Linked DNA regions of Homo sapiens: region 2 is linked to region 1. A link is an interaction called in ENCODE POLR2A ChIA-PET data of the cell type or tissue named here. Cell type or tissue: PC-3. All regions are shown on one strand. Each heading gives the region's core, and the rest is flanking DNA. Links, peaks and the distances in the headings are about the cores only.

Evidence for each region. Peaks named below come from ENCODE experiments on the same cell type or tissue, not always from the same donor. Only the 100,000 strongest peaks of a DNase experiment are listed, where the experiment ranks them.
Region 2: POLR2A ChIA-PET joins it to region 1 with 6 read pairs; 2 of 35 experiments call an interaction of 5 or more read pairs at or near these places.

Annotation. Positions count from the first base shown.
Region 1 is chr4:118,987,019-118,992,406 of GRCh38, reverse strand. The region is part of intron 1 of SYNPO2 (synaptopodin 2); the gene reads right to left. Among named protein-coding and RNA genes, the nearest start is that of SYNPO2-AS1, 5.0 kb to the right of the region's middle. In PC-3, for the core only: no CTCF peak of the experiment used is centred there; a DNase peak (open chromatin) is centred at 2,866; H3K27ac peaks cover 3,409 bases.
Region 2 is chr4:119,259,758-119,265,145 of GRCh38, reverse strand. It overlaps USP53 (ubiquitin specific peptidase 53), which reads right to left. Exons shown (of 19, transcript NM_001371395.1): 10 at 5,221-5,326; 11 at 4,493-4,639; 12 at 3,282-3,431. Among named protein-coding and RNA genes, the nearest start is that of ARLN, 38 kb to the left of the region's middle. In PC-3, for the core only: no CTCF peak of the experiment used is centred there; no DNase peak of the experiment used is centred there; H3K27ac peaks cover 543 bases.

The DNA.
Region 1 (5,388 bases), core at 123-5,122:
TCACACCCTCACTCCATTATTTCTTACATCATGTTGCTTCTACTTCAGGATTGTCCCTTGAATCCAGTCCTCTTTGTCACAGTTTTATTTCAGTCCTTCCTCAGACTGTTTCAGCAGCCTGGTGTTTGAACTCCCCTCCAATCTCTTCACTTTTAATCCATCCTCTACACTACCATAATCAAATCATGCATCCACCCTTCCACATAAAAAACCTGTGTAGAGTCTTGCCTATAAACAGAACAAAATGTAAATGTCTTCACTTATCATACAAGCAAGATCCCCCACAATCTGACCTCCACCTACCTCCCTAGCACCATCTCCTGCCGCCCTCTTTTTCCTCCAGGCTAAAGTGAGGCCACAATGAAGTTCTCCCTATTCTTAGACCGTGTCAGACTCTTTTAAGACTCTACACCTTTGCACATGCTGTTCACTCTGGAATGAACTCCCCTGAATCCTTTCCAGTCGAACTCCATTAAGCACTATCCTCTCCCCGTTTTATTCTATACTTTCACTTCCTCAGCCAAGCACTTCTCTGCTTCGGGGCATTTCTATGTACTGTTTCTGCTTACAATGCTCCTCCTCTCACCCTTTGCATTGCCTGCTGTTTCTTACCCATTGATTCTTTGATGATATGAGGCCAGAAGTCCTCCCAGCCCCTTTCCCTCTAAGTACAATTGTTAGAACTACAGGAGTCTCTACTTGGCTCTGCCCCAAGCACCATTCAGGCATCTCTGCAAAAGTCAGTGCCTAAGGAGCTTCAATAGGCAACATATACCTCTTTCTTCTTTCTCTTCTTCTCCCCCACCCCTGCTCTGTCTCCCAAAGTCTAATCACTTCAATCTTAGACTTTGATAGAAGGCTCAACTTTGATGGAAACTTCTCTTGAAGAGCATTCCACTGGTAGTTATAATGAGCAGTAGGTCATGCAGTTCCTTTCCTTAATTAAAAAAACAAAAACAGGCCGGGTGCGGTGGCTCATGCCTGTAATCCCAACACTTTGGGAGGCTGAGGCGGGTGGATCACCTGAGGTCAGGAGTTCAAGACCAGCCTGTCCAACATGGCGAAACCCTGTCTCTACTAAAAATACAAAAATTAGCCAGGTGCGGTGGTGCGTGCCTGTAATCGCAGCTACTCAGGAGGCTGAGGCAGGAGAATTGCTTGAACCTGGGAAGCAGAGGTTGCAGTGAGTCAAGATGGCCCCACTACACTCCAGCCTGGGTGACAGAGCAAGACTCCGTCTCAAAAAATAATAAAAAATAAATAAAAAGTGGTCACGCACTAAAAAGAGTCATTTAATTAGGCCAGAACTAGGCCCGGGAAGTTGAATTTAAAGTCCTGGAACTGATGGTATTAGCTGCACAATTTTATGTTTAAACCCAAAGGAGTTGACTTGGAAGGGCCTGTTGGCCCAGTTCAGGCTGCATGTGGAGCTGCTTTCACCTGGTGCTCTTGCCGGAAGCCCCTGAATGCATTTGAGGGTTACAATTATCCAGCTTAGGCCGGGCATGGTGGCTCACACCTGTAATCCCAGCACTTTGGGAGGCCGAGGCGGGCAGATAACTTGAGGTCAGGAAAACAGAGACCAGCCTGGGCAACATGGTAAAACCCCATCTCTACTAAGAATACAAAAATTAGTGGGGTATGGTGGCACGCACCTGTAGTCCCAGCTACTCAGGAGGCTGAGGCACGAGCATCGCTTGAACCCGGGAGGCAGAGATTGCAGTTAGCTGAGATTGCGCCACTGCACTCCTGCCTGGGCGACCGAGCGAGATTCTGTCTCAAAAACAAACAAACAAACAAAAACCAATTATCCAGCTTAGCCTCCCTGCTCAGAATTGCTGGGTCTATTTGTTTGGTCTGGTCTGTCACTCTGTCTGGAAGGTAAGATCCATGAGAACAAGGACCATGTCTGTTTTGTTCACCATCTTATCCCCAGCATCTGGCACAATATTTGGTGTATAATAGTGCTCTGTAAACATCTGCGGAATAAATAATTCAATAAGGGACTTATTGATTCTTCAGGGTCAAGCAAAGATGTATTTCCTGGGAGAAGTCTCTCCTCCTTTTCTCAGGCAGCCATTGCTCTTGCCTCTGAGCAACCACAGCACTGCACGTTTCTTTGTGAGAGAAAGGAATAGAACATTTCCTGAGGGTCCATCCTGTGCACCATGTGAGCTGTCAGTTCTATGTGTTTCTCCCTTCATTCTTTCAATAATCCAATATGATAGGTATTATTACCCATACTTGCAGAGGAGAAAACAGGCTAAAAAAAAATCCAAGTCATACAGCCAATAATAGATCACAAAACCTGTATGCAAAGCCAGCCCCATTTCCGTCTTCTCATTAAATCACTCTGCCATATGGGATTATGCTTGATGTTTTAATGTATCTGTTTACAAATATGTCTCACCTTTAGGGGCAGAGGCCATGTATATTCATCTCTGTATTCATGAAAGATTTAACATCTGAATTAGAGAGTACATGAATGAGTGAAGTGGATCGGTCTACTGATGGACGGGGGTCTTTGCAGCCTCAGGGCTTACTCTCAGGGACTCTTGGTGTTGTCTCCTTGGAGAGCTTCTGTCTGTGTCCCTGCGTGAACACAAGTTAGGCCTCCTCCACCAAGTCCCTAACTCTTAGTACATCCACTTATTTCTTCTGTCTGTGCCACAAGATTCCCAGTTACTGTGTGCATTTGGCTTATGTTTGCTTCACAGGATATTTCTATCATGATGAATCAATGATATTCCATGGAAGCATGACTATATGACACATTCCTTTATTACTCAGAACACAAACTGTTTTTTTACTTGCAGCTGAAGTCACTGCTAGCACTGACTGTCAGTCAATAAAACGAGTCCGTGACTCTGTCAGATTCTTTTGGGAAATCAAAAATAGCATGCTCTCTGTCTTCAGATGCCCTCAGGCTTGCTAGGGAGATATGATCACACATGAAACAATTAGAGAATGGTGCAAACAAGTTCAGAATCATATGCCAATTTGAGTCACAGTTTCAGGCTCTGACTCTCACTCAGTCTTAAGCTTGCCAAAGCCTTAGCTATTCCCAGTTACACTCCAGAAACCTCTTCACATGCTGTTTACTCCCCCAGAAGATGAACACCTCCTCTCAAGCTATGGGCACAACATCCCACAGGCATAATCATGAGCCAGGGCCTGATGCTTTCAAATGTATTCAGGGTCTTCTGGCAAGGGCAGCAGGCTAAAGCAGCTGAGTGCAGCCGGAACCAAGCTCAGATGCTTTCCCAAGTCAACTGCCCTGTGTTTAAACATTAAAGTATGCAGTTAAGATCCCTAGTTCCAGGCCTTTAAATTCAATTTCCAAAGCCTAGCTCTGGCCTAATTCAATGACTCTTGTTTTATGTGTGACCACCTTGTTCTTTTTTTGTTGTTTTAACTGAGGAAGGGAACTGTAAGACCTGCTTGGTCACCATAAGTACCAGTTGAGTGTTCTTCCAGAGAAGTTTTCATCAAAGTTGAGCCTTCTGTCAAGATGTGGAGACCCTCAAGTCTGAAGCGATTCGATGACTTTGGGGTGGGGGAAGGTGCATGTTTCCTGTGGAGGCTCCTTGGCCACCAACCTTCGCAGAGATGCCGGCACTGTGCTTGGGCAAAGCCAAGTGTGAGGCTCCTGTAGCTCTCACAGCTGTGCTTACAGAGAAAAGGGCACACAGGATGTCTGGACCTGAAACTCCTCATCATAATGTCAATTGAATTCCTCCCAAAATGAAAGCTGTGGCCATTTATTAATAAAAATAAAAGCCCACATTTTCACAAATGTTTTTCAGAATAACTCGTAGGTAAAGAAACTCCTTGGAGCTTTTCTAAAGGAAATGCTGGATGTACTTTCCAAAACTTCAGTTGGAAACTAAACAGAATCCAAATGTCCTGTCTTGTAGTTGAAAGCAAGTACCATTTTTAGAGTTAGGTTTTGCTCAACCTGCTGTATAAGGTTGTGTTAGGAACCTCTGCTTTTAGGGAAGTTTCCTGCTGTTCCCTGGGGCAGAACTGTTTCATTTCACATTTATTTGCTTCTCCATTAACACCTTTTTCCCATCCCCAGGAAAAAAAAAAAACACTAAATTATTGGTTTTCATAAAAACATGACAGTGTACAATATTAAAACCTAAAAACCAAACCAAAATAGAACAAATACAACAAGCTACACAGGTGTACATTCACATAAATTAATGTTAGAAGTACTGGCAAATAATAGTTTATGCAATATTTGCTCTAGCTATTCAAATAAACAGGACTAAAATAACTTTCCTGCTCATGAAATCAAGTGTGAAAATTGAGGCAGTACATGTGCAGATTAGCAAAAACATGTTGTTATGTTTGAATTTGAGCTCAAATTCTCCCAACCAATAGCTCTGTGGCTTTGGGAAAAATAATGATAATTTTAATATTTATTGAGAATTATTACCTGCCAGACTCTGAACTAAAGTACTTCACATGGTACAGAATATTTCTGAGTCCCTTTCCTTTTCTGTAAGGTTATAATGATTATACACATCTTATATGTTATGAAGAATATATAAAAGGTATGTTAAAGACCTAGACATAGAGTAGGTGATTATAAAAATGGATGTTTTAAAAACAAAAATGGAGCAGAGTAATAACACTGCTAATATACTTAAATAGCAATACAATTCTCATTCTACTTTCAGATGCATCAGTACTAAGTGAAGAAAATAATCTAGAAGCAGTAATTCGAGTTCACATTAGGCTTTTTTTTTTTTTTTCATGTGGGCTGCAGTGCAGAGGTATGATCTTTCCTCACTGCAGCCTCAACCTCCAGGGCTCAAGTGATCCTCCCAAATAGCCTCCCAAATATCTGGGACCACAGGCACTCACCACCACACCCAGGGAACTTTGTTTTATTTTTTGTCGATCAGCCTGTGTTGCCCATGCTGATCTCAAACTTCTGGGCTCAAGCAATCCTCCTGCCTCAGCCTTCCAAAGTGCTGGGATTTAGAGGCGTGAGCCACCATGCCTGGCCCATATTAGGCATTTTAATAAGTGAAGAGAGTAAAATTAAGAATAACTAATGCAACATTATCTGCATCAAAGTGAAATTCTAAAGAATGAAAAGCATCAAATTTCTCCTTGATGTTCCTTAGCTGGGACATTCGATGTTATGAGATAAAATAAATTTCACTGTAGTCTTAGAAGAAAGTTATTAGACTAGTTCTTCTTTTATTCTACCTTTATTAACTTGTTCTGTAAATTTGAGGAGTCAATTAACATTTTCCTGTGTCCATTTAGATATCTAAAAATAACTCATTAGAGGTTTTATTTATTTGCAGTTTCACCAAGAACAATGATAAGGATAATGGGATTTAAAGAAAACTTTGACTTAGCATAATT
Region 2 (5,388 bases), core at 134-5,133, 270 kb before region 1:
TTGTACCCCATTTTGCAGTCCCTGGAAATGAGTGATCTACCCTCCACACCTTTGTTTTTCCTTCTAGAATTTCATATAAATGGAATCATAGCATGTAGTCATTTATATCTCACTTCTTAGCATAATGCTTCTGAGATTTTTTCACATTATTGCATGTGTCAGTTCAATAGTTCAGTCCTTCTTGCTGAGTATTATATTCCACTGTATAGCTATACCACAATTTGTTCATCCATTCACCAATTGCTGACATTTGAGTCATTTCTAGTTTGGGCATTATGAAAACTACCATGAACATTCAAGTACACGTTTTACATGGACTTACATTTTCACAGGAGTGGATTTGCTGGGTTATATGGAAAATATATGTTTAAATTTATAAGAAACTGACAGTTTTGAAAGTGAATGTTCAATTTTGTGGTTCCATCAACCTTGTGTGAGAGATCCAGCTGTTCCTATCCTCACCAACTACTGGTCTTTTTAATTTTGGCCATTACAACAGATGAGTACTAGAATCTCATTATGAATTAAATTTGTATTTCCATTGTGGCTAATGATGTACTGAATATCATTTCAAGGGCCATTCATGTATATTCATTGGTGAACTGTCAACATTTTTTGCTGATTTTTTAATTGGATTTTAAGAGTTCTTTCAATATTCTGGATACAGTCTTTATTAGATAAATGCTTCACAAATATTTTCTCTCAGTATACGGTTTGTCATTTTATTCTCCTAATAGTATCTTACTGAAGAACAAAAATTTTAACTTTCAATGAAGTCTAATTTACCAGCTATTTTTATGGTTCATGCTTATTAAATGTTATCTAAGAAATCCCTATATATAAATAGTAGTTTTACTATCCTCCCCTGATAGTCCCATCTCAGTCATTTCTGGTCTGTTTTTATTAATTTTTCTTCAGGTTCTTTGAATATTTGGTAATTTTTTATTGAATGCTATTTTGAAGTGGCATATTGAATTTCATTGAACTTTGTAGTCTTGGGTATTGAATTTTGTTCTGTTATTTTAAAAGTGGGATTAGCTTTGAACTTTCAAGACTTTAAGCTTTTTTTGTTTGTTTGTTTTGAGACGGAGTCTCACTCTGTCACCAGGCTGAAGTGCAGTGGCGCGATCTCGGCTCACTGCAACCTCTGCCTCCTAGGTTCAAGCAATTCTCCTGCCTCAGCCTCCTGAGTAGCTGGGACTACAGGTGGGTGCCACTATGCTAAATTTTGTATTTTTAGAAGAGACGGGGTTTCACCATGTTGGGCAGGATGCTCTTGATCTCTTGACCTCGTGATCTGCCCACTTTGGCCTCCCAAAGTGCTGGGATTATAGGCATGAGCCCCCGTGACCAGCCCGGCCTTGTTTTAAGCTTTTTAATATCAGGTCCAGAGCAACCTTCAGCCTAGGAATAACTTAGCCCCATTATCAAGGTAATACTTTTCTGAAGGTTCCAGCTAATGCCTACATGTTATATCATCTCTCCACTCTTTATGGTGGGGATACAAACTATTACTAACCTTGTATGATTTTTGAGAATTGTTTTACCTTTTGTTTTCCAGTGATGCTTCCCATCTTTCCCAACTAACCCCAAACTTGTGTGGGTTCACCCCTCACATGCACAAATCACAATTTAGCCAAAAATTCCAAGGAACCCTTCTGTCAATTTCCAGAACTTTTTCCCTGTACAGTTTTCTTTCTAGTATTCTGTCCTGCAAATTTTAGCCATCTAGGCCTCCCTGAACTCCAGTTTCAGTCTCCAGAACTCAGTGACACTACTAGGCTTTGTTTGGGCTCCCACTGCCTGCACTGCAACCCAGAAACTACCTCTAGGCAGTAAGCAGGGGGTAATTATAGAGCTGAACTCATTTGTTTCCCTTTTCTCTGTTCAACTGCATGTTGTTCAATGTCTTGAGTTGTTTCACCTATGTCCTAGTTTTAAACAGTGAAATGGCTATTTCTATAGCAGTTAATCCTTCATGGGTAGAATCAGAAGTCCACTAAATACCAAACATTTGAATTTGTATTGTCTTAATCACAGTGCTGATAAATGGCCTTTTGTTATATATTAATAAAATGGAACTAAATAGAATTCTACATCATTTGCTTATAACAACCAAAGAACTTGTATTTTTAAATGAGTTTACTACTTAATAAAGATTGCCAAAGCCAGTAAGCCTTGACAAGACCAATAATTTTCAACTGTGTTATGTCTGAATTTCCTGTAGAACTTAAAATTTCAGATACCTGGCTTTACACCACTGAATCAAAACTTTAGGAATCCAGGAATATATGTTTTTTTAAAAGCTCCTCGTGATTCCAATACTCCTTATTAAGAACTACTATTCACTACTTTTCTAGACAATATTATTACTATTTGAGTAAACAAATTACAGTTGGCCCTTGAACAACACAGGTTTGAACTGCACAGGTTCACTTATATGTGAATTTTCTTCTGCCTCTGTCACCCAAGACAGCAAAAGCAATCTTCCTTTTCCTCCTCTTCAGTCTACTCAGCGTGAAGACAGCAAGGATGAAGACCTTTATGATGATCCATTTCCACTTAGTGAGTGGTAAATATATTTTCTTTTGCTTATAATTTTCTAAGTAACTTTTTTTCTTGCTTACTTTACTGTAAGAGTACAGTATATAATATATAGAACATACAGAATATGTGTTAATTGACTGTTTATGTTTTTGGTAAGGCTGCCTGTCAATAGTAGGCTGTTGGCAGTTAAGTTTTGAGGGAGTCGAAAGTGGTATGTGGGTTTTCAACTGCACAGAGGGCTTGGCACTCCTATGTTGTTCAAGGGTCAACTGTAATTACCAAAAGATATAACTGATATATCTATTTCTGTATTCTACACACAAAATTTGAAAAAAATTGTCATAATAAAAATAAAGGCAAGCATATTTTCATCACTAGTTATACAAAACTACTGTGAATCATCCACAAAAAAGTAAATATAGCAAGTATGCGTCAGGCAAAAAGGATCATCACTGACACACAGATCACTGATAGTTACATATTTGTATACTAATATTCATTAGTTTACTTATTATTATTCTGGAAATGGACTGGTTTAAAAGCTGGCTTCAAAATAAGCCAATTTCAAGAATAACAAAAGAAAGTTTGAACTTACTGATGCTATCATCATGTTCATTTATTACTATTTTACATATTAATTATATCATCCTTTTGAATATTAATATCAATATATCATTTATTAACAAAAAGTAAAAATCACAGTAATTATTTCAATTAAAGAAAGTGTCACTTACCTCTTTCACATTTGCATCATCAAAAAATACCCATTTGGAACTTTTGGTGTGAAATGCAAAGGCACAATAATGTTGGCTGGTGTAGCAGATCATACCAACAAGGTTAAGTTCACTATTTTTGGCATTTTCATCAGTAACTCTATAAAAAAGCTGTTTAAAAAAATTGGTAATGTACACTTAACACTACATCTTTTGTAAAATGAGGAATAATTAGATGAATCATGTCTTTGACACATAATGAAATATTTCTCATGCATACTGCCCCAATCTAATATTATATTATTACTTGAAGGCACCACTGACATCACATTGTTAACAGAATTACCACTTTTAATTCATTCATAAAACTTTAAGTCCAATAAAACGAATTCACTACAAATTAGTTTAGCAATAATAGAGTATCTCTAATGACACATGACTGACACTTTTCATAAAGAAATTCAAAATATGAGATAAATTCCACATTTCTGGTAATTCTTGACTGAATCACATATTTGAATGTTCATTAAACATATTATCTAAAAGATAATTATCCAAAACTTTAATTGTAACATGAACCAAATCAAAATATACCAAGAAAGTAACAAGCATAACAAGAGATCATGGCGGGGTGTGGTGGCTCACGCCTGTAATCCCAGCACTTTGGGAAGCCAAGGCAGGTGGATCTACTTGAGGCCAGGAGTTCGAGAGCAGCCTGGCTAACATGGTGAAACCCATCTCTACTAAAAATACAAAAAATTAGCTGGGTATGGTGGTGCATGCCTGTAATCCCAGCTACTAGGGAGGCTGAAGCATGAAAATTGCTTGAGCCTGGGAGGCAGAGGTTGTAGTGAGCCAAGATTGCACCACTGCACTGCAGCCTGAGTGACAGAGCAAGACTCTGCCGCAAAAAAAAAAAAAAAAAAAAAAAAAAAGAGAGAGATCAGTGCTTTAGATGAATTTTAAATATTAAACCTTTCTAAGTTAACAATATTTATATTTACAATCATGGCCATACATAAAAAATCATCAATCATCATGATTTTAGAGTGAAAGAAGCAAAAGCCATGAGACAGTTTAGTTTGTAATTGAAAGCCATTCCTAGTCTATGTAGTAAAGGCATTCCAGTTAGCCTGATTTGATTAAACTTGTCGTTATCAGATAAAACATCAGGATGATGTTTTAGAAGAATTTGAAAATAAAAGGGAAGGGAATGAAAATAGATAAGATACCCCAGGAAGATAAAGATGTGTTGCTAGATTCCGAACAACAGCTTCGGTCAAGTCAGAATGCTCGGAGTCCCAGACTAAACCAATTGTAACAATCTCTGGGCAATTCATTAAAACACGGCGAATTTTTATTTTTTGGCCACAGTTACTCTACAGAAAAACATAAAAGTTTTAAAATTATGAAAACAGATAAACCAGGCAGCCTTACACAGTTTGCATTATATAATGACAATTTTAACACATATCTGCAATTTATTCAGTATACTAAAAATTGACTTCTAACAAGCTGTTTGTCTTAATTATTGATTAAAAAAGAAGTTTATTTTAAATAAAAGTATTCTTTGATAATTTTGTAAATCTGTTAAAGTAAGAATTCAACCTAAAAAAAAGCAGAAATAAAACTCTTGAAGTCAGTAACAAATATATTAGATGAGAAAAGAGTATCATTCATCATTCATCAAGTTTACTGAAAAGAAACTTTCTCTGTAATCAAATGATAAATTTCAGAACTTTGAAAAAATTTAATCAATATATGCTTCACAAACTTAGGAGTTTTTAAACAATTTATGCTAAGATAAATGATACACATGGTATAATCTAAAATAATATTTTTTAAAAATTCTTAAAGCTAATTCTAGATATAGAATCAATATTTACATGATAATATCTGAATGCCTATTTTCAAATCTACAAAACAAGAAGCATACTAATATTCTCCAAACTATACTTACAGGACATTTCCTATAGTCATCTGTTGTATTTGCTGCTTGTAGCAATTCTGCAAACATTTCAGGTTTAAAGCGTTCATGCCTTTCCAACATTCTTTCAACCTCATTGCTACAAAAAAAGAAGCAATCCCAAATCTGGCCTATGAACTTAAAACTTTAATAAATTACACA